6 separate regions of the Homo sapiens genome follow, and all the other regions are linked to region 1. A link is a loop called in an ENCODE intact Hi-C map of the cell type or tissue named here. Cell type or tissue: IMR-90. All regions are shown on one strand.

Evidence for each region. A loop is a pair of places that touch in the nucleus more often than their neighbours do. Peaks named below come from ENCODE experiments on the same cell type or tissue, not always from the same donor. Only the 100,000 strongest peaks of a DNase experiment are listed, where the experiment ranks them.
Region 2: a loop joins it to region 1, with 3 times the contacts of the local background. A loop is called at or near these places in 3 of 110 quality-filtered maps.
Region 3: it touches region 1 in a loop (4-fold over the local background); 7 of 110 quality-filtered maps call a loop at or near these places.
Region 4: it touches region 1 in a loop (5-fold over the local background); 3 of 110 quality-filtered maps call a loop at or near these places.
Region 5: it touches region 1 in a loop (4-fold over the local background); 4 of 110 quality-filtered maps call a loop at or near these places.
Region 6: a loop joins it to region 1, with 5 times the contacts of the local background. A loop is called at or near these places in 5 of 110 quality-filtered maps.

Annotation. Positions count from the first base shown.
Region 1 is chr2:217,336,893-217,340,892 of GRCh38, reverse strand. All of the region lies in intron 5 of DIRC3-AS1 (DIRC3 antisense RNA 1), which reads right to left. The region is part of intron 8 of DIRC3 (disrupted in renal carcinoma 3); the gene reads left to right. Among named protein-coding and RNA genes, the nearest start is that of DIRC3-AS1, 56 kb to the right of the region's middle. In IMR-90, no CTCF peak of the experiment used is centred here; a DNase peak (open chromatin) is centred at 2,182; H3K27ac peaks cover 2,870 bases.
Region 2 is chr2:217,104,567-217,108,566 of GRCh38, reverse strand. No RefSeq gene overlaps it. Among named protein-coding and RNA genes, the nearest start is that of DIRC3-AS1, 180 kb to the left of the region's middle. RefSeq lists an enhancer at 2,002-3,201. In IMR-90, a CTCF peak has its summit at 1,691; DNase peaks (open chromatin) are centred at 1,746 and 2,626; H3K27ac peaks cover 3,197 bases.
Region 3 is chr2:217,275,608-217,279,607 of GRCh38, reverse strand. No RefSeq gene overlaps it. Among named protein-coding and RNA genes, the nearest start is that of DIRC3-AS1, 5.1 kb to the left of the region's middle. In IMR-90, no CTCF peak of the experiment used is centred here; DNase peaks (open chromatin) are centred at 347 and 1,737; H3K4me3 peaks cover 928 bases; H3K27ac peaks cover 3,294 bases.
Region 4 is chr2:217,711,497-217,715,496 of GRCh38, reverse strand. All of the region lies in intron 2 of DIRC3 (disrupted in renal carcinoma 3), which reads left to right. Among named protein-coding and RNA genes, the nearest start is that of DIRC3, 77 kb to the left of the region's middle. RefSeq lists an enhancer at 1,723-1,772. In IMR-90, a CTCF peak has its summit at 1,830 (motif pointing right); a DNase peak (open chromatin) is centred at 1,846; H3K27ac peaks cover 2,331 bases.
Region 5 is chr2:217,221,231-217,225,230 of GRCh38, reverse strand. No RefSeq gene overlaps it. Among named protein-coding and RNA genes, the nearest start is that of DIRC3-AS1, 60 kb to the left of the region's middle. RefSeq lists an enhancer at 669-1,868. In IMR-90, no CTCF peak of the experiment used is centred here; a DNase peak (open chromatin) is centred at 1,730; H3K27ac peaks cover 3,634 bases.
Region 6 is chr2:217,508,802-217,512,801 of GRCh38, reverse strand. All of the region lies in intron 2 of DIRC3 (disrupted in renal carcinoma 3), which reads left to right. Among named protein-coding and RNA genes, the nearest start is that of DIRC3-AS1, 230 kb to the right of the region's middle. RefSeq lists a silencer at 1,847-1,936. In IMR-90, a CTCF peak has its summit at 1,867 (motif pointing right); a DNase peak (open chromatin) is centred at 1,891; H3K27ac peaks cover 2,565 bases.

The DNA.
Region 1 (4,000 bases):
ATCCTAAAGGAACCACCCTTATTTCAGTGAGAGGCTATAAATGCAGAAGCCACACTCTATTAAGGAATCTAAAGATCCTTATGTGTGAGACTAAGCAATATTTTTTTACAAATGGAGAAGATATGGCTTTAATTTTTGTAGTCTTTAAGAATGTTGGCCTTTAATTTCTTTAGATTATAATACTAAAAGGGATTTGAATTTTGGACTTGATTGCTCTCTGGGAGTTTAATATTAGGAGATAGTTCAAATTCAAACTTGAGTTATTCTTATTGCACTGACATTGTATTTTAGGTTGTATTGGTATTATTTGGGTGTGGTGTATAACTTCTGATGAATTCTATTGGGCATCTTGGCCAGTGACAATCTGAGATAATATATAGAATAAGGAATACATTTCAAGCCTAGAGTATTTACTTAATACTTAGGTAAATACTTGTCTAAGTATTAAGAGTTTTAAGTATTAGAGTTTACCAGGGCAAAGATTAAACTGTACACCATGATCCAGACAGTATACACAAGGAAGAGGGGGTTGACATGGAGAGAGAAACCTCACAAAGGCAGGAGTAGGACTGCCCTGAGACTACCCAAGGGAACAGCCTAAGCCCTGGTAGACCACTAGTCTAATTACAACCTAATAGTTTAAGAAAACAGAATCTTGAGAGTGTTAGAGGAGACCTTCTGTATTCTTCATGTTTTCAGAAAGGGAGAAGATTTCCACTACTCTACCCAGCAAGAAAAAGTTGGGAAGAACGCGCCTCTCTTTGCCCACCCCATCGTGTTTGTGCGATTGGGTTTCAAGGTTTAGAAACCTGTGGCTCAGTCCCATCTGAGTTGTTGTTTTCCTACATCTGCCCTTGTCCTTTCTTCCCTACTGAGCTCATGGAGGTTAGGGGTCAGTTTTACGTACTTCCTGGAGGCTCTTTAGAGCACTGACTTCTTCTTTCCTGACTCCTGTAGCCTAATGGATATGAGAGAGGGACTCTGGGTTAGAGAGGCTTCTCTGCAGACTCTCTCACTCCCTTGAGAAGAGGCCCCAAGGTCTAAATCTGGGAATTGAGAATTCCTTTCTGGCCATGGGCCCACACCAATAGTTTCAAAAATGGATTTATTTGCCATAATGCTGATATTTTGATTTTCCTATTATCTGACTCCTTGATTCCAAAGTTGAAGTGGTGGTGGTAATGAGAGAGATGAGATGAATTATCACCTCTAAATTCTCAACAAGTATTAGCAAAAGAAACACTCACTGATGCAGTAAAAGTTTCCCCGGAAGGATCTGACAAACCCCGCTTCCAGGGCAAAGCCAGGACTGTTGGGGAAGAACAGAGTTGCAGAAGAGAGTGAGGGATCCTTAGAGAAAGAAAGATGGATTTTACCATGTCCCCTGGGGGTGGATTCTGTACAGACTAATAGATAACTCAATAAGAAAAGCCAACAAACACTTTGGACCACAGTCTGGAGCAACGTGTTTTCTGTAGGTGTCTAATAATAACATTTTCTTCCTGGTGATGTACTGCACCATCACAGCTTCCTAAACATCATGGGAATTATTAAGGGGAGGCATACATATGAGACATTTAGGAAACATCTATTGAATACATACATGACAGCGAGGATTTCTATCTCATAGACTTAATAAGAGATCCAGCACACTAAAGGGACACTTTGAGGAAAAAAGGGCAAAACCAAAATCCTATCTCGTCAATCTGAAAAAATTATACATGGGAGTCACATAAGCACTTAGCAGAAATAAGCAAATGTGGAAGGAAGTACTACCAATAGAAGATCATTGGAAAGGGGGAAAATAAATAAATATATAAAATATATTCATGTATATGTAGTATATAAATATATACATAATATTATATATAATGTCCCTCTTAAATAACTTGATACCTTCATATTAAATGACATATCCATATTAAAGTCTTTTTTCTAAATTGTTTCATCACAATTTTAAACTAAGCCTGAGGAAAATGCCCTAGAATGACCCTGGTGAAACTACAAATAAAGGAAAATTCAAAGTATTTCCCTTGTGTTAAATGGAAAATTGTTAGGGATGAAGATGCCAGATTGAAAGATGAAAAGAGAAAAAAAATCTAATCAGGAAATGCAAAAGCTAAGGTTTTAGCAAATTAGCTCACCCTGATGACTCATCCCAGATGTATTAAGTTCACATTTAACAGCCTCTTCATTGAAGATACAAAATACCATCTGTCTGTTGCCGATGAGTTAATGTTAGTCTCAAAGCCTTAAAGTTCACATTTCCTAATTCTTTTGTTTGGAAATAAATAACCTTTATGTTGCAGTGGGAATGTAATTTTTCTTTCTTTTTTTTTTTTTTTTTTGCCCAATTGAGAGGAATAAATACAAAAATTCCAAAACGAAGCTCTCAGGTTGTGAAATGTTCTGTGGGTCAAAGACGCCTGGCTCTGTGTACAAGCTGCCTCGCCTGGATCCATCCCTGGGATTCTTTTTAGGATTATGTTACTTGCCTCTTTAGCCAAATCTCAATTCTTCATTCAAGTTGGGCCCACATGCAAAGCTGAAATGGGAAATACCTGTCAGGCCTCAACCTTGATTCTCAGAAAATGCCTCCAAGGGCAAAATAATAGCCCTTCCATTTATTCCGACCCTCTTTCCTCAACAGCGTTTTTCTTTTTTAGTAGAAAAATGCTATTTGGCTTGTGCCACAATATTTGGCCTTGCACATTTTGGGCACTTCAAGTAGGAATAGGGAAATAATGAAGACGATTCACCGATAATCTTCTCTATACAAATACAAGAAGAATCATAAAAGGGAGAAAAAACTGGCTGTGCTTTTGAGATCCCAGGGACCAAACTATATATCATAAACACTGGATCTAATCCCAAGATTTGGTTTCAGTTCCAGCCCAGTCACTAAGTCACCAGTGACCATGGGGAAGTGACCTCATACCCTGGGCCCCAGTTTTTCCTTCTTCAAGTGATGGGAGAGGACTGAAATTGTCTAAGGCCATATATCCATTGCATTGATGCAGAATGCTTGGATTTAAAAAAAGAATTTTTTTTTTTTTTTTTTACAGACCCTCATGTTACTTGGTGAGCGTGGTGAGCTCAAGACAAATACTTTGAGAAATTTTGTTCCAGGCTCTCTACACTTAAATTCTTTGCATTCCAGGCCTCCCCAAATTAAGTCTCAATGTAGCTTTTCAATTTCTACTTCCACTTCTTCCCTGCTCCTGGACTTTTAGTTTCCTGCAAATATCTCTTATATTTCTTCTCCTTCTTTGTTCATGCTGTTCTCTCTACTATTCTTGCCTTCTACCTCTGCTTACCAAAATCCTACTTCAACCCGTAATCATGAATGTATTTTTTCAATATGTTCTTCCTGCTGTCCCTGGATTTTTCTTTCCTAGCAATTTAATGTATTAATATGTTCCTCCAATCCTGGGTTTCTTAACCTCAGCACAGTTGACATTTGAACCTGATACCTTTTGTTGGGGGGCGTTGTAGGGAGAGAGGGAGAGGCCTGTCCTGTGCATTGCAGGACATTTAGTGGCATTTCTGGCCTCTACCCATTAGATGCCAGTACTACTTCCCTCTCCCTAAGCAGTGACGAATGAAAATGTCTCCAGAGATTGCCAAATGTCCCCTGATGGGGTAAAATCACCCTTGGTTGAGATTCACTGCTCTAACCCTCTATTCTATCCATAGTATAAATGGGTTCAAAATCAGGCAGTCCTGAGTTTGAATCCTGGTTCCATCACTTGTTACTCTGTGACCTTGAGGAAGTTGCTTAACCTCTCTGAGCTTTAGTTTTCTTATGAATAACGTGAAGTGAACAGTTTCTGGCTAGCAGAATCGTTGTGTGGGTATGAGTTTTAGAAGAGATTCAGACATAGTTGGGATTGTTTGACGATCTTTGAGAAGTTGGTTGCAATGACCCTTAGGAGTTTTTAAGAGATACCTGCTTCTCAAGGAAGGACTTGAATGCTTAGCAACAACCACAACAAAATAT
Region 2 (4,000 bases), 230 kb after region 1:
GCCAAACAAAATTAACTCTCTCTTACCTCTCTCTCTCATCATCATTTCAAAAGAAAATAACTCGACTGATTCACATCAAATTTGGGTGGATATTTGGGACAGTCTGCTAAAATACAAGCTATGTTAATAACATGAAGTTTGCTTTGGGAGGCCCTGGGGAACTGGGAGATACTGTGCAGTCATCTTCAGAGCAGGTTCCAAGGGCTATGAATTCATAGAGAAATTAAGAGGATATAAACAGAGAAAACAATGCTTTAAAATGTGAGTCACCAAAGAAAAGTCACAGCCCAGGTGCTGATTTACCCATTAGAGCAACTACCCACAGTGCTGGGAGGGGTGCATGTGTCTGTGTGTGTAACATTTATTATGCACCATATTTTAGGCACTGTATAAAGCATGTTATATGAATTGTATCTAAGGAAGTTATATTATTATCAGGCCTATTTTACAGATAGGGGCAAAAAGGTTCAGAGAAGGTAATAGCTGTGTGAGCTTAGAGCAAGTTACTTAGGTAGAAAGCTAAAATTGGAAGCCCTTGCAGTCTGACTACTTCAGAGTCACTTTTTGAAGTTTGTACTAAAAAATATTACATTATGCAGCTCCTCTGCAACCCATCAGATGCTGCCTCAGTGGCAGTGCTAACCAGTCCAGGCTTACATGCTGGAGTCCGTGTTAAATTAACATCACACAGACATTCATTGTCTCTCATCTATACTGTCTACTAAGCCAGGAACACGGGCAAACACTGGGGTGATGGCTCAATATCAGAAGCCTTCCTATCATCTGTAATCTGACCTGTAGGGAGAAACATTCCAAATACAAGGTAGGAGCAATTTTAGTAGAATGAAAAGAGGAACTTTCCTCCCTAGAGGTCTGAGTGACATCAGAATGAATAAGCAAGGGGGATCATATCATCTACTTTCTAGGGGAACTTTAAAAATAGCAGCAGCCTCTTTCTGTGGACATGGTGGTAATACTATATCTGGGCCACTTTTGTATGCAACCCATCAATTCAGGAAGTAAATGCAGTTTACATTTATACTGCACAAAGTCAAAGCAATTTGATAATTTTCAGCTTAACCAGTAAATTTCGATGGCAGATAATTCACATCCTAATCTGGATGGTAGAGCTCTAATTATTTAGTTTAGTTGTCTAGAGTGATCAACCCCAATGTAATGCCACAGTTGCTTTTCCACATTGTCCGAGGCAGTAGAAAGAACGGGGTGACAGCTTACTCATGCATTCATTCATTAGGCACCTTCTACTTTCTAGACATGATGGTAGGCACTGGAATTGCAGGATTAATAAGATGTGTTTCTCATCCTTGAGAAGCTTGCAGCTTAATGGGCTGGGTTCTAGTCCCGGCTGTAATCTGAATAGCTACATGTTCTGTACAGGCGACTTCAAATGACTTGACCTCTTTTCTGGCTCTCACCCCCAGTGTGATACCCGAGGAAATTATATTAAGACTCTTTGTTAGGAATGGGCCCCAGTTTACACTGCCATACACTATTGATGTCATCTGTCGACAAATCTTTGCTAGTATCTTCCATGTACCACATAGTGTGCTTTGCAGAGATAATTTGTCAAGGACATGACCCCTTTATGAAGATTATGGTCCTGTGGGAGAGAAGAACATTAAGGTGGAGAGTAAAATACTATGAGGCCTGCTGTTGCATTGTAGGGTAGACAGGAGGCGCTGTGGTAGGGCCAGGGAATAGTATCCTTGGAGCAAAACTAGGTTGGGTTTTAGAGATTAAGTGGCAGTTAGTCATCCGATTGCGGGAACAGGGGAAAAGATTCCAAGCAAAGGGAAGATCTGAGCAAAGATCAGGAGGCAAGAGGGAAGATTTGTGTTTTAGAGAATTACAACCAGGTTAATATTATTGAAGGTAGAGGTAGGGAAGAAAAGAAGAAGGTGGGAAGAGGAAGGCAGGCAGGGAAAGGGGGTGCAGGGTAGATGGGCAGAATGAGAGAGGAAAGGGAGGGGAGAGGAGAGGAAGGGAGGGAAGAGGAGGGAAGGGAGAAAATGGGAATATGGAAAGGATAGAGAGGCAAAATAGAAAGGAAAAATGGGGACCAGATTATAAAGAACTTTGTGACCCATGCTTAGGAGTTTGGACTTGAACTTGGGGAAATCAGAGGTCACAGAAGGCCTTAAACAACAGAAGAATGCTGAAGTTGGAAGTGAGTTTTACAGTACAACACGTGGAACACCTATTGCAGAGGAATCAGGAAGAGCAGGCCAGAGGTTGGTTGATCTGAGGCTTAATGAAAAGCCTTTCTTCCCTCCCTTCCTTCCTCCCTCCCTCCGTCCCTTCCTTCCTTCCTTCCTCCCATCCTTGCCTCTCTTCTCCCTTCCCCCTCTTTTTCTGTCCCCTCTCTCTCTTCTTCTGTCTTCCCTTTCTTCCGTTTTCCTCTACTCTCCTCTTCCTTTGGGTGTTGGGGAAGCCATGGAAACTTCTGAAGCTTGACAGGCAGGAAGGAATGCTGTGTGGATGCTCCATGGCTCTGAACCCAACAGAAGTGGTTTTGTGACTGTATAAGGAGCTGGTGACATCCATTCCTGCTGAAATTCCTCATGATTAAGACCAAGCTCCAGCCCATAAGAAGGCAGGGACTGCCGGGAAGTGACTCAGCAAGGGTGGCACAGATGATACCAGATTCTAAGAATCTAAACTATGTGGTTTGACGGAGCACCCTTGACTACTAAGCTGTTCTCTTCTTTCCTTCTGTGGCTTTGGCCTAGAAGAGGGTGTCAGGTTTGGTTATATCCATCCTCAAACTCTGTAGAATAGTTGTACAGGGCCCTATGAGCTCCCTGTAACCCTGTAACTCTAAGCCTAAAGGCCTGAGCTAAAGGCATAGTCAAGGTATTTACAATACAAAGCAAGGAGAACCAAGGGGGAGCTAAACACCACAGGCTTTACTTGAATAAATGAGGAGATCTCATTATACAATCTCCCTATATGAGTAAGAAAATTGAGTACCTGAATAATTAAAAGATAAGACCAGGAAGTATCAGTAAGGGTGAGCTTCATCTTGAAGTGATGGTCAAGAATGAAGGATCCCAGGCCAGACTGCCTTGGTTAGAATCCTGATTCCACCACTAATGAGGTGTGCAACTGGGGGGAAGTCATATCATCTCTCCATGCCTTGATTTCCCCATCTGTACAATGGGAATAATAATAGTCCCTATCTCACTGGGTTGCTGAAAGAATTAAATGAGTTAATACTTGAAAAGTACTTCAAAATAGCTCTTGGCACATAACAAATGTTTATAAAGTGTTTTGTTAAATGAACTGAAGAAAATCATCTTTCCCTTTTCAAATAAGTTGTGTAGGCCCTACACTGTAGGGTAACCTGGACATCTTTTCAGTTCTAGGTGAAGGAGGCCTGAAAATAGAGAGCTACATGTGCCCATGGGTAAATATTAATTGTGATCCAGCAGACAGATGTCTTTCTACTATTATGTCTTTGTAATAAAGAATCTGAACAAAGAAACTGAAGACAAAGAGAGAGATTTTTTCTTTAAACCCTTAGACCTCAGGCTGAAATTAATATGTTTAGATTAGCAGATAGTAATGCAATTTCTAAAAGTAAACTTGAGGGGAAAAATATCAAGAGACCTAGCATTGTGTGGTTAAGAGAAGAAAAAGTGAAATAAAAATAACTCCATACCCTCATGCAACCCCACACAGGCAGACAACATTATCCAGACAGGGGATAAGTCTGTCCCTGTGTCAACCCTTTAGAAGTTAAGGCTCTCTCCTAAGCTTGAGCCAACCCAGCCAGGTATCTCTCTGGCTTAGACTTCCATGATAGCTACAGGGAGCGGGATAAGTTGACACTTTTCCTTCAAGTTCTGCTCTGCTGTTCCTTCTAGGAAGACCAAATTCACAGCCAAGCTCCCTAAGATCTAGTCCAAAGCCTGAGCCAGCAGGAAACAATTCTTATTTCAGATTTCCAGCTACTGAAATGGTGTGTCTTCCCTAGGCT
Region 3 (4,000 bases), 61 kb after region 1:
TCTTGGGGCAATCCAGATGCAAGCTGGGTACAGGGCTGGAAAGTGAGTGGTCGTGTTTATTACAAGGCCTAAAATTTCATGTGCTGCCTTGACGTGTTTTAGCTTCACAGGACCCAAAAAGGCCTAACTGTGAATTCTCCTGGTCTTGTAACATATACCCCTTCACTCACCTCTCATGTAGACCAGCTGCACACCACGTGGCCTTCAACCTAGTGAATTTTAGTTCCCTGCAAGCCTACAAAAGTATTCAGACAAACCAACTACTTCCTCCAGTGGGAATCAGGGGGCACTTCACCCTCTTGTTACTGCAGAGTCGGCCTCCTACAGCCTCTGCTTGCTCACTCTATTCCCAAGTGCAATCTCCATGTGGCCCTGCAAGGCATTTGGCATCCTCCTCCTGTGAGCTGTGAGTAAATGTGACTACTAAACTGCTGTTAATCTCATCTGTCCATTGTTGGGTATCATGTTCAGCCATCTCATTCTGTGTAGGGTGGGGAATCTCTCCCTCACAAATGGGGTGAACAAGAAGTGATCAAAATGGGGTGTCACCCTGGGTTTTTGAAGCAGTGACTATTTACCAACCAGTAAAGAAGTAGTTCGGTCTTTTAACAATCAGCACATCTGTATTTGAACCAGTATGGTTGTGATGTGATTAGATCATTCATCAGGGTGGATCCCTTCTGAATGGCCTAGTACCATCCCTTTGGTGATAACTGAGTTGTGGCTCTGAGTTCATGCAAGATCTGGTTGTTGTTTAAAAGAGCATGGAACACTTGCCCTCTGACTCCACCCCTGCTTTTGCCATGTGATGCACCTGCACCCCCTTCACCTTCCACCATGATTTTAAACTTCTGGGGGCCCTCACCAGAAAAAGATGCTGGCACCATGCTTCCTATACAGCCTGTGGAACCATGAGCCAATTAAATCTCTTTTCTTTATAAATCACCCAGCCTCAGGTATCCCTTTATAGCCATACAAACAGATTAGCACAGAGCCCAGTAATTTATTCCTTATAGAGATGTCTAGAACAGTGCACTTTTAAACAAATGTGGTAGCCTCCCTAGTTCATTCTGTCCAGGCCACCGCTAAAGCATTGGGATCCGTTCAGCATTCCTAACTGAAGAGTGACAGTTTCCAATCCAAGAAATTTAGAGGAGAGGAGTAGCAGGAACTCCAAATCACATCACAACCATACTGGTTCAAAGAGCAAACTTGTCAAGTGCTTGGCTTCTAGCCCCACTCAGGAGTAATTATTTCAGTAAAAACAAATGGAACTTGCAAATAAAAGACATTGATATCATCATCATGATTAGTAACATTTTCAGATGTACTCACATTAACTCCTTGACATTGTTGTCGACTCTGAGGTAGGCGATGCAATTTTTATTTTTATTAACACACCAGCATCCTGCATTGTGTTACTGTGCCAAGTCACACATCAGAAAGATTCTGACTCCAGGTCTCCCATTAGGTGAATGTCCTCTTTCAACGAGGAAAAGCATCATCCCTGCTGGATGGACCTCTCTTTTTTAAACCAGCAGTCTGCTCAGTTTTAGTGAAATGCAGGGGTTTATACTGAAAGCAGGTGCTGAATTCCAAGTGAAGGCAGACATTGTCAACAGTGCTCTGACTAAGAGCTGGACAATGTGAAGCCTGTCCCAGGCTTTGGCACTAACCAGCTGTGGACACGTCATGCCTCTCACTGTAAAATGAAGAGTCTGCAAAGGATGACGTCTGAGGTGCCTTCCAGCCCTGCCATCCCGAGGTTATGATGGTGTGATGGGGTCAGGGCTGGTCCTGACTTCCCTTCCCAGTCAGCTGGTGAACGGGATGTGAGCTCACAGGGAGGAACACACAGGAAGGCTTTGGGTGGAGTGTGCCTTCTAACATACATTAGAATACAGAATAATCTCACATCTTCCCATAAGTTGTAGTGAGTCACCAGGGCGAGCTGTGGAGCATTTTTCTCTGGTGTCTTCCAAACTGTAGACTATTTCCCACATTTAAGACCTGTGAAAAAATAAAATAAAATAATTTATGTATACACCATGTGGGAAAAGCTGGGTGAAATAGGCACTGCCCACCCACCACTTACGGAAATGTATGCTGGAGCCATCTCATTGAAGGGCAATTGTCAACATCCATCAAAAGGACAAGCACATATTCCTCTGACTCCGCAATTCCTCATTACGATGGACTAAATGTTTACATTGCTTCATAACTCATGTGTTAAAATCCTAACCCCCAGGGTGATGGTGTTAGGAGCTAGGGACTCTGGGAGGTGATTGGGGGCTCTGAGCGAGGAGCCCTAGTGATTTGGATTAGTGCCCTTAATAAAAGAGGCCCCAGGGAGAGTGTCACCCCTCCACCACCTGAGGATACGGCAAGAAGGTTTACCAAACCCTGAATATGCTGGTGCATTGATCTTGAACTTCCCAGCCTCTAGAATTCTGAGGAATACATTTCTATTGTTTACAAGCCACTCAGTTTATGATATTTTGTTACATCAGCCCTAATGGATTAAGACACTCATCCTGGAAATTATCTGACATTATACCAACATACAAATTATGTCACTCAAATAAATGACTGGATAAATAAATAAATGGGGGAGAAAAGACAAATCTCTTATGCAAAAAGTTTTCAAATAATTTGTGCAGTTATTCTTAAGGAGATAGAGCATAAATCCCACTTCTGAAGTGTAGACTGTACCTAGTGCCTTCCTTCCAAAGAGTGTGCAAAGAGAGAAAAAAAAGTAACTTCATAGTGAAGAAACCTAGCAAACACCTTCAGTCAGGTGATCAAGGTTAATATCCAGTGGTAAGTCATACTGACAGCATGTACCTTTGATACGAAAAATGGCAGTTTACCTCTGTGTGAACCCATAACCTTAGTCTAACGGTGTGAAAACCTCAGGACAATCCCAGCCAAGGAGCATTCTACAAAATACCTGACAGCATTCCTCAAATTTGTCAAGGTCATCAAAAACAAGGAAAATCTGATAAACTGTTAGAGCCGAGAGACTCCTAAGGAGACGCAACAACTAAATGAACTGTAGTGTTGTGGAAGTAATCTTGCAACAGGAAAATGACATGAGGTAAATACAAAGAACATCTGAGTAAAGTACAAACTTTCATTAAATATAATGTGTCAATATTGGCTTATTAATTGCAACAAATGCACCTTACTAATGTTAAGCTATTATTATTAGAGGAACGTGGTGTGTGTGTGTGTGTGTGTGTGTGTAGGGGGTTAATAGGAACTCTCTATTCTACTTTTGCAATTTTTTATAAATTTAAAGCTATTCTAAAACAGAAGGTTTACTTAAAACAAAAGCCAGTGTAGAGCAATATGCTTTGCATATTCGCTCTTGTATTTTTTAAAAGGAATAATAAGAGACAGAAAATAAACCTCTCTGGAAAAAATACGCAAAACTAGAAAGGAACTGAATACATAAGGCTTTTTACAGTATTCCCTTTTGTATATTCTGAATATTATTCTGTGGGGATATATTATCTATTGTGTAAAAGTTACATGTGAAAATTAATAAAGATCTCAATTAAAAAACCATCCCTTATACTGGCACAAAGAGAGAGGTAATGACCTCAGAGACTCCGTACAGACTCAGGGTTGTGAACCTAACTGTGGTACTCCAATCCAGTGGACTCTCACAGATGAGAGGGTAACTAGGAAGATGTGTCCATATGGCAGGTGCTTTACGCAAAAGAAAATCAGCACAGAGAGTAAGTTGTCAGAAAAGGTCACAGAGCTTCAGAGCTTTCATGAGATCAAGACATATAGGCCTGAGCATCTGGAGAAGGGAGTTGAGGGACCAGAGGGAAGGAGCAAGGTGAGATTTAAAACAACCAGACTACAGCCAGTGCAGCTGGTCCAGATGGTCCCTACCTGTTCAAGCTTCCTCAGGCTCCTGTCCCCAGGAAGGGATGTGATGAGAGTGTTAATTGAAAATAAGGACTTGGATGCAGAAAAAGAAAATGCC
Region 4 (4,000 bases), 370 kb before region 1:
AGAGTGAGAGAGCAGAAGTACGTGAGGTCTCTTGAAGTCTAAGTTCAGTAATGGCATGACATTACATTTGATCAAAGCAAGTCATAGATCAGTCCTGCAAAGTCACATGTTAAGGGCATGGATACAAGGAGGAGTGAAAAAGGGTGACCATTTTTACAACCTACCACTTGGGGGACACATTTTGACCTGATATTCAAAGCTCCTTCTAATGAGTTGAGCTGCTCAGCCGTGGGACAGATTGTCCTGCTGGCCATGGGCCTGCTGTAGAGGAAGGACTACCTCTCAGATGATCAGAATGGGACCACTGGGCTGCCAAAAGCCCTTCTGATTCCAAGTGTTTATTTACCAGGAAATTATTTTCACCTACCCAGAGTCGAAGATTTTCATAATTAAAGAATAGGAAAATTGGAATAATTTCCCAAATCCTTGACTGCCCCATTCATGGCCAAATTTCTTCACCCCCCACCCCCTGCCACCATTGCTGACCAGCCTCCTCTCTCTTCCATTCACTCATGTTGCACCCCCAAGTCCTGGCCTTGCCCACGTGTACCTCTGATCACATCCACCAACCTGTCTATGCTTAGTGTCTTGTTGGGGGTAGAGAGCAGAAGACAAAGGAGAAAGCATGCTCTTAAAGACAAAGGCTGCTGGACTCCGAATTTATATTATAGTCTCTAAAGAATGATGTGTGCTGGAGAAGAAAAAAGACACAGCACGTGCATATTTTTCAAAGAAATGCACACGTGCGGAGAGTGGAAAATTAAAGAAGCCAACAACCCAAACCGAAGTTGGTTCTGAAGGAGGGAGATATAAACTTGAGCTCCAGAGCTGGAGCCAAGACAGGAAGTGGGCTTGGCTTGCACGAGGTGCATATGCTGCATGGAAAACCACTCTACGCTGCTCAACTCCCTGTCTTCCTAATTCCCCTCAGCTTCCAGCCTCTGCTGACCCTGGGAACAATGCAGCACTGTGCTGAGACTGTGCCTTTTGTAATGGCCTGGGAGAGGAAGAAAGGAGAAACTGGTCTGGGCGTCTGCGTGTGTGAATCACCCGTGTCACATGGCCAGGCCGGCTGCAGCGTCTCCCCGGGTCTGCACAGGGCACACAGGGAGCATGGCCTGAGCCCATGCCTGGAGGCTGGTCAGCCAGCTGCAGAGTGCCCCACTCTGAACCACACAGCCAGGGAGAGGATGGAGAAGGGGGAAGGTCTGGTGCCATGAGGGCCTTGGAGGACATTCCTTGTTGCCGTGGGGGCAGGCTCTGGGCCCTGGATGTCCCCCGCAATCCCAGATCATTTGTGGAGATTGGGTCTGATGTTCGTGAAAGTCACAGACTTTTTGGTTCATCACTGAGACCTGCAGGACGCTGGCTTGTCTGTTGATTCAGGCAAGACACGTCTCCTTCAGTGTGGGGGCTTTCTCCAAGGACCAAAATATGTCCAGGGTATGGAGAAACCACCTTATTCTGGAGAAAAGAGGGTACAATGAGGTGGGCAGGAGCCAGGGCTGTTCTGTTTTCTAGAACCTTCTAAATCCTGGCTTTAGAGTCACAAGCAAGAGACGCTAAGGCAGGCTCCTCGGAGGGCAGGTTGGAAGATGGTTGGTGTCAGGACAAGAGGAAGATTCGGGCCAGACACCAAGAAAGGCCTGCGCTGTTTGAAGACAGAGCAGATTACTGAGGGTGGTTGCAGCACCCCCCCAATCCCTGTTTCTACTTGGAGAGGGCTTGCACTGCGTGGAGGCACGGGAATGGATCTGTGACCCTGGGCAGTCGGAATTAACCTGACCTGGCCAGCCGAGGTGCCTTCTCACAGACACCCTGCAGAGGGCAGTGTGGTACTGCGGGCAGGACTTTGTTGCCTCATCAACTTTTCTTTCCACCCTGCGGCCCTCCTAATCTTTTAAAATCAAAGCTGCTTAGACACAACCTGAGCGCTGCTTGAATGACATGGATTTAGCCTGGTGCTCTGGGCCCCCTTTGCTGAGGGAAGCCCTCCAGCCTTGGATGTGCTCAGAGAGCTTACCTAACTCTCCCCTCTGCCTGCTTCCAGGCCTTGGGGACAACAGCTAAAAGTGGCTGTGTAGATGGGCAGAATTTGGTTGTACATATGTAGAGCCTCAGGATTTTCAAAACACATTTTCATCTGCTCCTTGAACCCATTCTTAGAGGTGGATGGGATGCTCCGTTTTATAAGAGAGAATTGAGACCCAAAGAGAGGGGAAGTGACAGCTCACGGGGGCCCAGCTGATTCGAGGCAGAGACACGTGGGGGACCCTGGTCTTCTAACCCTCAGTCCAGTGCTCATTCTACCCCTTGCGAAGCCCCTGAAATGCAACCGGTGTCAGTCCCCTCCACCAGCCGACCTCCCCCTCTTTGTGGTTCTGTTTTCTCCCAGGTGAGGGGGGGTGAAGATGCCTCTGCTACTCCTAGATCCTTGAGCCACTCCCTGGCCAACTGTATGATCTCTGGTAAGTCCCCTCGCTGGGATTTGCTTTTCCTACCAGAACAATGAAGTTATTGGATCAGATGATCTCGAAGGTAGCTTGGAACCTTGACCTTTCCTGGTTCCATGTTTGGGCTGTGTCCCCAGTTACAAGTTATTTGGTCGAATTGAAGAATAGAACCTTGCAGGGTGGTGGGTGACAGATGCAAACTCCAGCTGTGAATCTGACCAGACTCTGTGCATTGAGCTGGTTGTTTTCATGTGGAGGGTGCAACCTTGTTCCCCAGGACTTGAGAGAGTCAGGTCAAACCACATGAGGACATTCTGCTTGCTGACAAATGGCATAGACGGTGGTGTCAGTGGATGTGAGTGACAGTCGTCAACTGTGCCCCACAGAGCTCCACACTGAGAGGCCGGTTGTCGGATGCTGGGGGGACAGTGCACTCTTCCAGGGCTGTGCTTCCTGCTCCATCTCCCTAGCAGCCCTTTGTATCCCCGGCAGTTGGGAGTCGGCACGAGCTCTGTTTCTGTGCTGGTTGCCTCAGCAGGTCTGCTGTTTTCCAGGAGGAGTGCATAGGAAAAAGAAAGAGCCAAACCCTTCAAGGCACACCCAGGGTCACAATTACAAGATATACTTTGGATGTGTGGGATGGGGAGGAGTGGAAGGACAGAGCAACATAGACAGAGCCTGAAAGTCAGAATTCCTTTTTGACATCATCAACCACCATTCATTGAGCACTGAGCATGTGCTAGGTACTATGTACCCACAACTGGGTACAACTCTTAATAATCTCATTTTACAGATGATGACATTGAGGCCCAGAGAAACTGTGTAACTAGTCCAAGATGGCACAGCTCAACAGAGGTAGAGTAGTGATGGCTAAGTGCACACCCTTAATTCCTCCTCTAGGCTCTATCCATCTCCCTGACTGAATTATCATCTTTATTATCTCACAAGAAATTAGGCATACCGCCTTAAAAGTAAGACTATGCTCATGAGTAAACTGAGGAAGAACATCTGCCATCTGTACTGTTCCCAGAAATCTGGGAGATGATCTGTTTTTCTTTCTATCTATCTATCTATCTATCTATCTATCTATCTATCTATCTATCTATCTATCTGCCATCTCTGAGTCTTCTCCAGGTATCCCACCAAGTAGGAAGTTGGCTATGATTTCCACATCCATACTCTTACATGTTCTTCTACGAAGTTCTGCAGAGTAGCAAGGGCTGGTGGTGTATTCCTGAGATGAGAAAGTAGAGACCCGGCAAAGGCTAGTGATTTACTCAAGGCCCCAGAGCTGGTTGGTGACTGGCCTAGAACAAGAACCCAGGTTTCCTGACTCCTGGTCATAGTGTCCTATTCACCATGAAAAGACTTCTGGGAAAAGAGATCTGACTTGGCCAGGGAGACCTGGGGATGCTGGCTTCCCAGCCATAGTGATCCTTGCCTGCAGGTGCTTTGAGTTCCTGGGGTTTCTGTGCTAATCTGTGCCCGGAGGCCCAGCCCTGCCAGGATCAGCCGAGGATTTGAGTCCTAATGCAGGTTCGGATGGG
Region 5 (4,000 bases), 120 kb after region 1:
AAGGCTGTCTAATTGAGCTGATTTTCACTGCGCATAGCAGCGGGTTACTACTGCTGGGGGCCTGCAAGGAACAGTGGAGAATGTGATTCAAAATTGCTCCTCCAAATGACAAGTGAGGTCTGAGTCTGGCAGAATTGTGGCACAGGGACCTATTTCATTTGCTATGACTCCCACCAATCAGGTGAGCAATTCTTCTCCCTTTGGTGAGCATATGGGGGTGAGAGTGGCATCCAATGTCATTCACCATTTATCAAGGCAAGGAAAGAAGCCCTGGTTTTACTGTACAGTGCCTAAAAAATAAAGCATCTAGAAAAGCTAAATATTATATCGGCCTAATGTGCACTCTATGAGTAGAGGCTTGTCTGCTTTTCATTTTGAGGTCTTCTGAGACTTCCTAACATGGCCAAGAAAACTCTTGGATATACTTTGGTGTTTGGGTTGTACCAAGCTTATAGTCCCGCTTGAAAATAATGGTATATTAGTTATCTATTGCTGCATAACCAATTACCCCTAAGGTTGGAGGCCTAATACAACAAAGATTCATGATCTCAAAGTTTCTGAGTCAGGAATTCAAGAGCAGCTTAGCTGGTGGCTATGGCCTAGGGTCTCTCATGAGGTTGCAGTTAAGACTTGACAACGTTGCAGTTTGCCTGAAGGGCTTAACTGGGGTTAGGGGATCTGTTTGCAAGATGGCTCACTCACATGGCCATTGGCAAGAAGCCTCGGTTCCTCACTGACAACTAGCAGGAGGCCTCAGCTGCTCTGCATGTAGCACCCTCCATGGGATGGTTTTGCGTCCTCATGATACAGCAGATGTCCTCCCTCAGAGCAAGTGATCTAGGAGAGACAGCAAGATGGAAGATGCAGTATCTTCCAGGATCAATTGTTGTAAATCATACTTCATCACTTTTGCCATATAATATTTTTTAGAGGTAAGTCACTAAAAATAGTCCACACTTGAAAGGAATTAAGCTCCATTTTTTAAAGGAAAGTATATTAAATAATTTGTGAGCATATTTTATTTAAAGCTACTCACCACAAGTGGGATGGCCACTGGAGTCTGGAGAGTTTCAAACTGTAACTCCTTGAATTCAGCTGGAGTCAGTATAGCATAGCAGAGCAGGGTGAGATTCAGGTTCCAATGGACTCAAGGGTGCGACCTGGCCAAGACGAGCTCCTGGGAGTGCCACCTGTGCCATCTCGCAAACCCCACACTCAGAACGACTTCATCTTTGGTTTAATACTCTGTTGCCATCTTGAAATTAAAATTCTTGGTAATTCTTAGTAATTTTGTCTTTGTATCTGTGTTTTGTAAGTGAAGTCCAACGATACCATGGAGCATGTGCAGGAGCAGAGGAGATAGCAACAATAAAAGCGTTTACTGCCATTTCTTGCTGTCCTATTTGCATATAGTGTTCATAAAATCCCATGAGCACGGGATTCCGATGAGTCTACATTGCATGGGAGCTCAGAAGGGACTCAAAGCAAGCACACGGTAAGCATGTTATGTGTACAACTAAGGATGTGGGGACCACACCACTGACAGTCCCAGGAGGCCACATTTTCCATTCAAGCCAGAAAGAGGGCAAGGACATTCTAAGAAACAAGAATTAGCAAGGGACTCTGTCATATCCTTTATTACTCATGTTACTTCCTCTATTAGTCAACCACTTGCACTGAAAATGATACCATAGAAGGAAAGAGAAAGATAGGGCAAACCATAGTGCCTTTTCTTTTCAGTCCTCTTACTCATCAGTAAGTCAAAGGTAGAGAGTGTTGATAGAATGTGCATATTATTAAGAAGAAAAGTACAAATACTTGAACTGGTTTCGTGCAGTGTTTACAGTGTTCTGATAAGAGCAAAATATATATGCGTGTACAAGCTATGAAGTATAAATTGTGTGATTTCGGTAATCTCATAGGAATGAAATACTCTTAGTTTGCATTTAAAAGTGTCATTGCACAATATCAAGATGAATGGTAAATCTATGCTAGTAATTTATCATTTCAATTTTTCTTTATTTAGAACATGAAATAGCAAATTGAAAAACAACACGACCATGACAAGTCAAGGGAGACTGTGAAAGAAATAAAAAAGCTTTATATTTTACTACCTCTAATGACAGTTTTCCCCTGCCTTTTATTTCAAAAACACATTCAGTCTGTAGCATAGAATGAGGTTATGTAACCTTGAACAGTAATAGAAATGATCAAAATACAAAGGCATGGTAATTTATAGGGAGCTGAGTGTAAAACATAAAAAACAGCATTCTCAAGTCGTTTTTTCAGAAGTCCATAGGTGTTGCTTATAAAATAGAGACTACAAAGCCTTGAAGAAAACAGGTTCACAGGAGCAAGATATGGTTCAAGCTGAGAGTCCTCTGCCAAATCAGGGGGGTTGGTAAAATCTAGGGAGAGAACGATTCTAATTTCAAGAAGAAAAGCACTAGACAGAAAAAAGGAACTGAGAAACTGAGAAGCAGAAGTATTACGTTGATGCAAAAGTAACTGCGGTTTTTGCGGTTACTTTTAGTGACAAAAATCGCAATTACTTTTGCACCAACCTAATACATATAGTAGGCCCAAGGCAGTGGATCTGGTGTACAGATATTAGAGATGGATTGAAGGGAGAAAGGGGCAGAAAAAGAGACAACCAAATAGCTTAGACACATACTCCTAAGGCCAGAGCCTGGGCACCAGTAGCAGGGCTGAGTGATGTGGCCATGATCTTCAACTCAAAGAATGTTCAAAGTAGGAGGGACCCCAGAACTCATCTAATTCAAACCACTTATTATCAGTGGGATAAAATGAGGCACAAAAAGGGACATGACTTATCCAAAACTATGGAATTTGTAACAGAAGATAATATTTTAATTTATGCCTTTTCTGCTGTATCACAAAGTCAATTTATAGGTCAGATGGGAATACCTAGGATCTATACTAGAATATGTCTTTCTCCCCTAGAAAGAGAAAGTAGAAAGACGATCAGCTCCACTTGGAAATAGCAATTATGGTAAAAGAACTAGCTCAAAATCCCACACCCAAATTAACATCTGGTTCTCCAGCACTCACGAAGTTTAAGGCATGTGCTGGGTACAAGGAAAAAGCTCTAGGCTCCAAGATTGTTTTCCTGCTAGACTGGCCCCTAAGGGTCAGGGACCAAATCTGATTTACCTTTCCATCTCTAACACCTGGATAATAGTCGTCTTTGACTATTTATTTTCAATAAGTAATTATTTTATTCCTAGGGTCCCTTGCATTTCTATTCTCCTAATATTACATATAAATTCGCTGAGATAAGAGAAGTAAAGAGAGAAGTCAGTGATCACAGAGTGAATGAATTAAGAGCAGAATTCAAGTCTACCTTTCTTGGGCTCTTTCTCCTCACCATTGCTGTTGCTATTCCCTCCAAAGGATTAGGACAAAGGAAAGAGATGAAGCAAAAATGGATACAAAATTGAGTAATAATACAACAATTAAATAATCCGAAAATCAAAGTCTAGGAGAAAGATCTATGAACTGGAATATGAATATGTAGTAAGAGCTTCTTTAGAGTCTAAGGCTGGACTGTTCATAGGCACATTGGCATTTGCAGCATCTAAAACAAGGCTTGGCATATACCTCCCATTGCTACTAAAATAATAGATAGTATATCCTGTAGTTAGACTGTTCAGCAGCATATATCAAGTGCCAGCTTAGTGCTTCAAACTTGAGTTACATTGACAGAAGCCTTCAAAACAATATTGTGTGAGATAAACACAATGGTTGCAGTCTATGGTCTGAAATTCTTTTACTGTGGGAAGGCCAGTTTTAAAGATGATTTGAAGGTCAAATGAGGTCACCTTTAACATAATGTAGCATTTACTGGACTGCAGTGGTCAAGGGAAAACAAAGAGGTTTTTGGAGAACTTAGACATTGGAGAATAGTCATGCTCTTGGATGGCATTATCCAAAGACGGTGGCAGTTGAGTGGAATCCAATAACCACGCTACGAAAGAAC
Region 6 (4,000 bases), 170 kb before region 1:
TGTATGTGTGTGTGTAGTGTGTATGTGTGTGTGTTTATGAATGTGTTTTTGGTTTTATGCTGATCTGCTATTGTTGTCGTCATTGCTGCCAGTATTCCGGATGCAGATGCAGAGAGATAGAGGATCTACAAGTGACAGTTGGATATAGTTTTCAAATGACTAGTGTTGAAGATTGGATCCTGATAAAGGAAGTTTATCTCTTCTTGGCTTCCTGAATGTCAGAGTCGTGGGAACCTGTGAGCAGGTGACTGAGGGGGCAGATTCATCTCCTGACCTTGACAGCTTTAAGAATAGGAGAATCTCCCTACCCACTCAATATTTGCATCTATTTATAACAGGCAAGAGTCATTTCAAAGCAAGGCAAGGGCATTGCCAGGATGACCTTTGGAGGGCCCTTTTGGGATGAATCATCTGTGATATTGCCTCTTCAGCCACTATGGATGGGGAGTATGTATCATTATTTTAGGCACATGAAAACTGAGAATGCTACATAAATTCACATTATTGAACAAGAGTGGTTATGGTGACCTTGAATATTTTCACATTTACCCTTGCAATTTCCCTGTTCCTTCCCTATTTTTATTTATTTAAAATTATGGTCTTCTCTAGGAATGGAGATGTTTTATGTTGTGGGGAGTGGTCTAGAGGCAGGACCCTGAGCCCAGAGGAGCATGGAGAAGAGGGGAGGAGGTAAGGGCAGTTGGCTTCTTTCTGAACTTGGTGAGGACTGTGTGTTCTAGAGGGAACATTTTGGCCTTGTGAAAAAATAAAACCCAACACAGACATGTGGCAGCTCCCAACTAAGCGCCCATCCCTTAGAGGGCTACCAATCGAATGAACAGAGACCCCAGTTCTCTTTGAAACAGCGAGAGAAACAAGTTTATATTTATTTACATGACACCAAGACTCAGTTAACACAGAACTTAATTTCTTTGTGATGCTGAGGCCTGAGTTGTAAGATGCAGGTTAATTTCTTTTGTGTGTATTCTATGGAGAAGAGAGTCATAATGCTAGAGGAACAGTCTAAAACACATGGAATATTACTGGAAAGACACTTACAGATAGCTTTCCATCAAGAGAGAAAACTGGCATCCAGAGAAGTTAAACGACTTGTCCAAGAGCGTATGGGGTGTTAGTAGGAAAACTGGCCTGGAAGCTGGGAGACCTGAGTCTAGTGAAGCTTTATTGGTAATCCTAAACTGTAGTTTATCTTATATTCAAAACAGCTTTAAGAATTTCCTGAGTCTATAACTTAACTTCCAGATTCCAGATTCTCCCTCTCTCTGTCTATATATACATATATGCACACACACAAATACATATACACACATACAATAAAACATACAATATACACACACAATATAACTGAGATAGAATACTCCAAACTTCAAATTACCTACAGATAAGGGAGTAAACTCCCAGGCTCAAGGTGGTCTCCAGAGCAAGTGCTGGAGCAAAGACTCAGCCTGAAGATTGTTTGGAAAAGGAGAACGGTGCCTGGGGGCATTAGTGTCCAAAACCACAGACAAAATAACCTCCAGAAAGAGAACTTCGCACCTGACTGAGAAATAGCTTGAACAACTCACAGGCCAGGTAGCCTGAGGGCGCTGCTTCAGGATGCGAATGAAAGGGAGGGTTTGACTGCCCATGGGGCTGGGCTGGCCTGTGGAAAGGGCACTATTTCTGGAGGAGAGGGGGCCGCTTGGCAGCAGGGCTTCAGAGGCGTCTGAGTGGAGGGGAAGAACGAAGAAAGAGTGTCCTACCAAGCAAAAGTGGATCTCAAAGCTCAGAAGGCACACCAACCCCTCCCCCACAAAAGCTGCTGTCAGTGAAGAAACTACACTTTCCCATGCCAACAGAAGAGGGTGCTCTTGAACTAAGAAACATGGTCAGTCATCAAACGCCATGACTGCGCCTATCTACAACTGTATATTTAAACATCTAAAAATGAATAGAAAATGGCAGACGACACTCATACAAGGCCAATAACTTAAAAAAAAAAAACAGGAATTAAAACATTCCAGCAGATGAAAATGCTTCTACCGAAATCAAATATGAGGTGGAAGAAAACTGTAACAGAACACCCACACTGAATTGAATATCCTAAAACAAGCATGTGAAGATAGAAAACAAAAACCTTAAATCAGAAGTTTTAAGCTTTATAAAAGAAATACGACCAAAAAACCCTATTATTTTGTGAAAAACCCTATTTTTCAGGAAAATGCGAAATAAGAATTGAGTGAACTCAGGAAAGATATGGAAGGAAAAGACAAAATCATCTTAAAAATAAAGGCCAAGTTATAAAGTACCCATGGAAAAAGAGATTTGACTGAAAATATGAAACAGTGAGGAAAGCCATGAAAAAAGGGAATAAAAATAAAATAAGGAACAAAGCAAAAGAGATCAGAGAGAAAATAATTGATAGAAGAAGGCCATTACAATAGAAAACCACTAGTATTTAAAACCACAGACTAAGAGAAATGTCTGAAATTAAAAGAAAACTTGAATCTGCATCTTTAAAGGCTCCTCAGTATCCCTGGGAAAATAAACCTGGAATGGTGAAGTCCAAGACATATACTAGGAAAATATTGTAATTTAAAGATAAAGAAAAAATTTTTCTAGATCTCCAGGCAAAAGTATCAAATCACTTACATAGGAAAGAAAATCGGACTTCTCATCTAAAGTAAAAGAATAACACAGTCACATCTTCAGGAAACTAAAGGAACTGTGGAATAGCTTTTATGTAGATGAGCTAAGCTTCAAGTATCAAGCGATTTTCTATGTGCAGAACCCCAGAGAACACTGCAATCACTATCCAACTTTAATGGTCCTACTATAGAAAAAACATCATTTAACCAAGATAGGACCTGGACCTGAAGAACTCTGGAAAATGGACTGTGTGAGCATTGAATATATTTCAATGTAAATCTGTAACTTAAACAAGGACAGAGTCATGGGGGGAAGAACAGTTCAACTGTTATATGTGGTGACAAAACTGAAGTGACCTATTGTTGCATAGACAATAGGTGGGAATGAAGAATATAATTTGAAGCAAATAAAACACTAAGTAGCAGAGTAAATGTGAGAAAAGAGACTAAGGGCATTATAATAGGTAGTGGCAAAAAGGTAAGCACTGCAACAAAGATATTAATCTTCCTAGATATCAAAAAATAAATATCACATGAAATAAACCACACTGAGAAAGAAAAATTATATACATAATTTTACACAGAATACAAGTTGAGACCATGTACATCAGTCATATTACTAAATTATATTTATTATATTATAATTTATTGATAAGCTTATTAATAAATTACATAAATCCCCAATTAAAAATATTTTCAAATTGACTCATACAGCAAAACTCAATTCTGTGAGATACATTTGAGACACACCTACAATAAAGTGATTCAGAAAGACTAAGAATAAAGAGGTATTCCAGACAAATGGAAACCGTAAAATAAAGACACTCAAATCTAATCAACATAATTCATAAGGTAGACATTATAGATATATATGAAACCTCCACTCTTGCTAATATTGGGAATATACTCTCTTCTTAAGCACAAATAGAATGTTCACAGAAATTGACCTCATGTTGAGTAACTGTCTTCCTCTAGGCTGCTATAGCAGAATATCAGAGACTGGGTGGCTTAGAAACAACAAAAGTTTACTTCTCACAGTTTTAGAGACTAAGAAGTCTAAGATCAAGGTGCCAGCAGATTTGGTGTCTGTTGAAGACCTACCTCCTCATTCATAGACAACACCTTCTTGCTGTGTCCTCACATAGTGACAGGGACTAGCTAGCTCTCTGGGGTCTCTTTTATAAGGGCACTAATCCCACTTATAAGGGTAGATATCTGATGGCCTGATCACCTCCCAAAGGCCCCACCTCCTAATGCCACCACCTTGGGAATTAGGATTTCAATTCAATGTGAATTTTAGGGGGACATAAGCATTCAGCCCATTGTAGTCACAAAGAAAGTTTTTGAGTGAG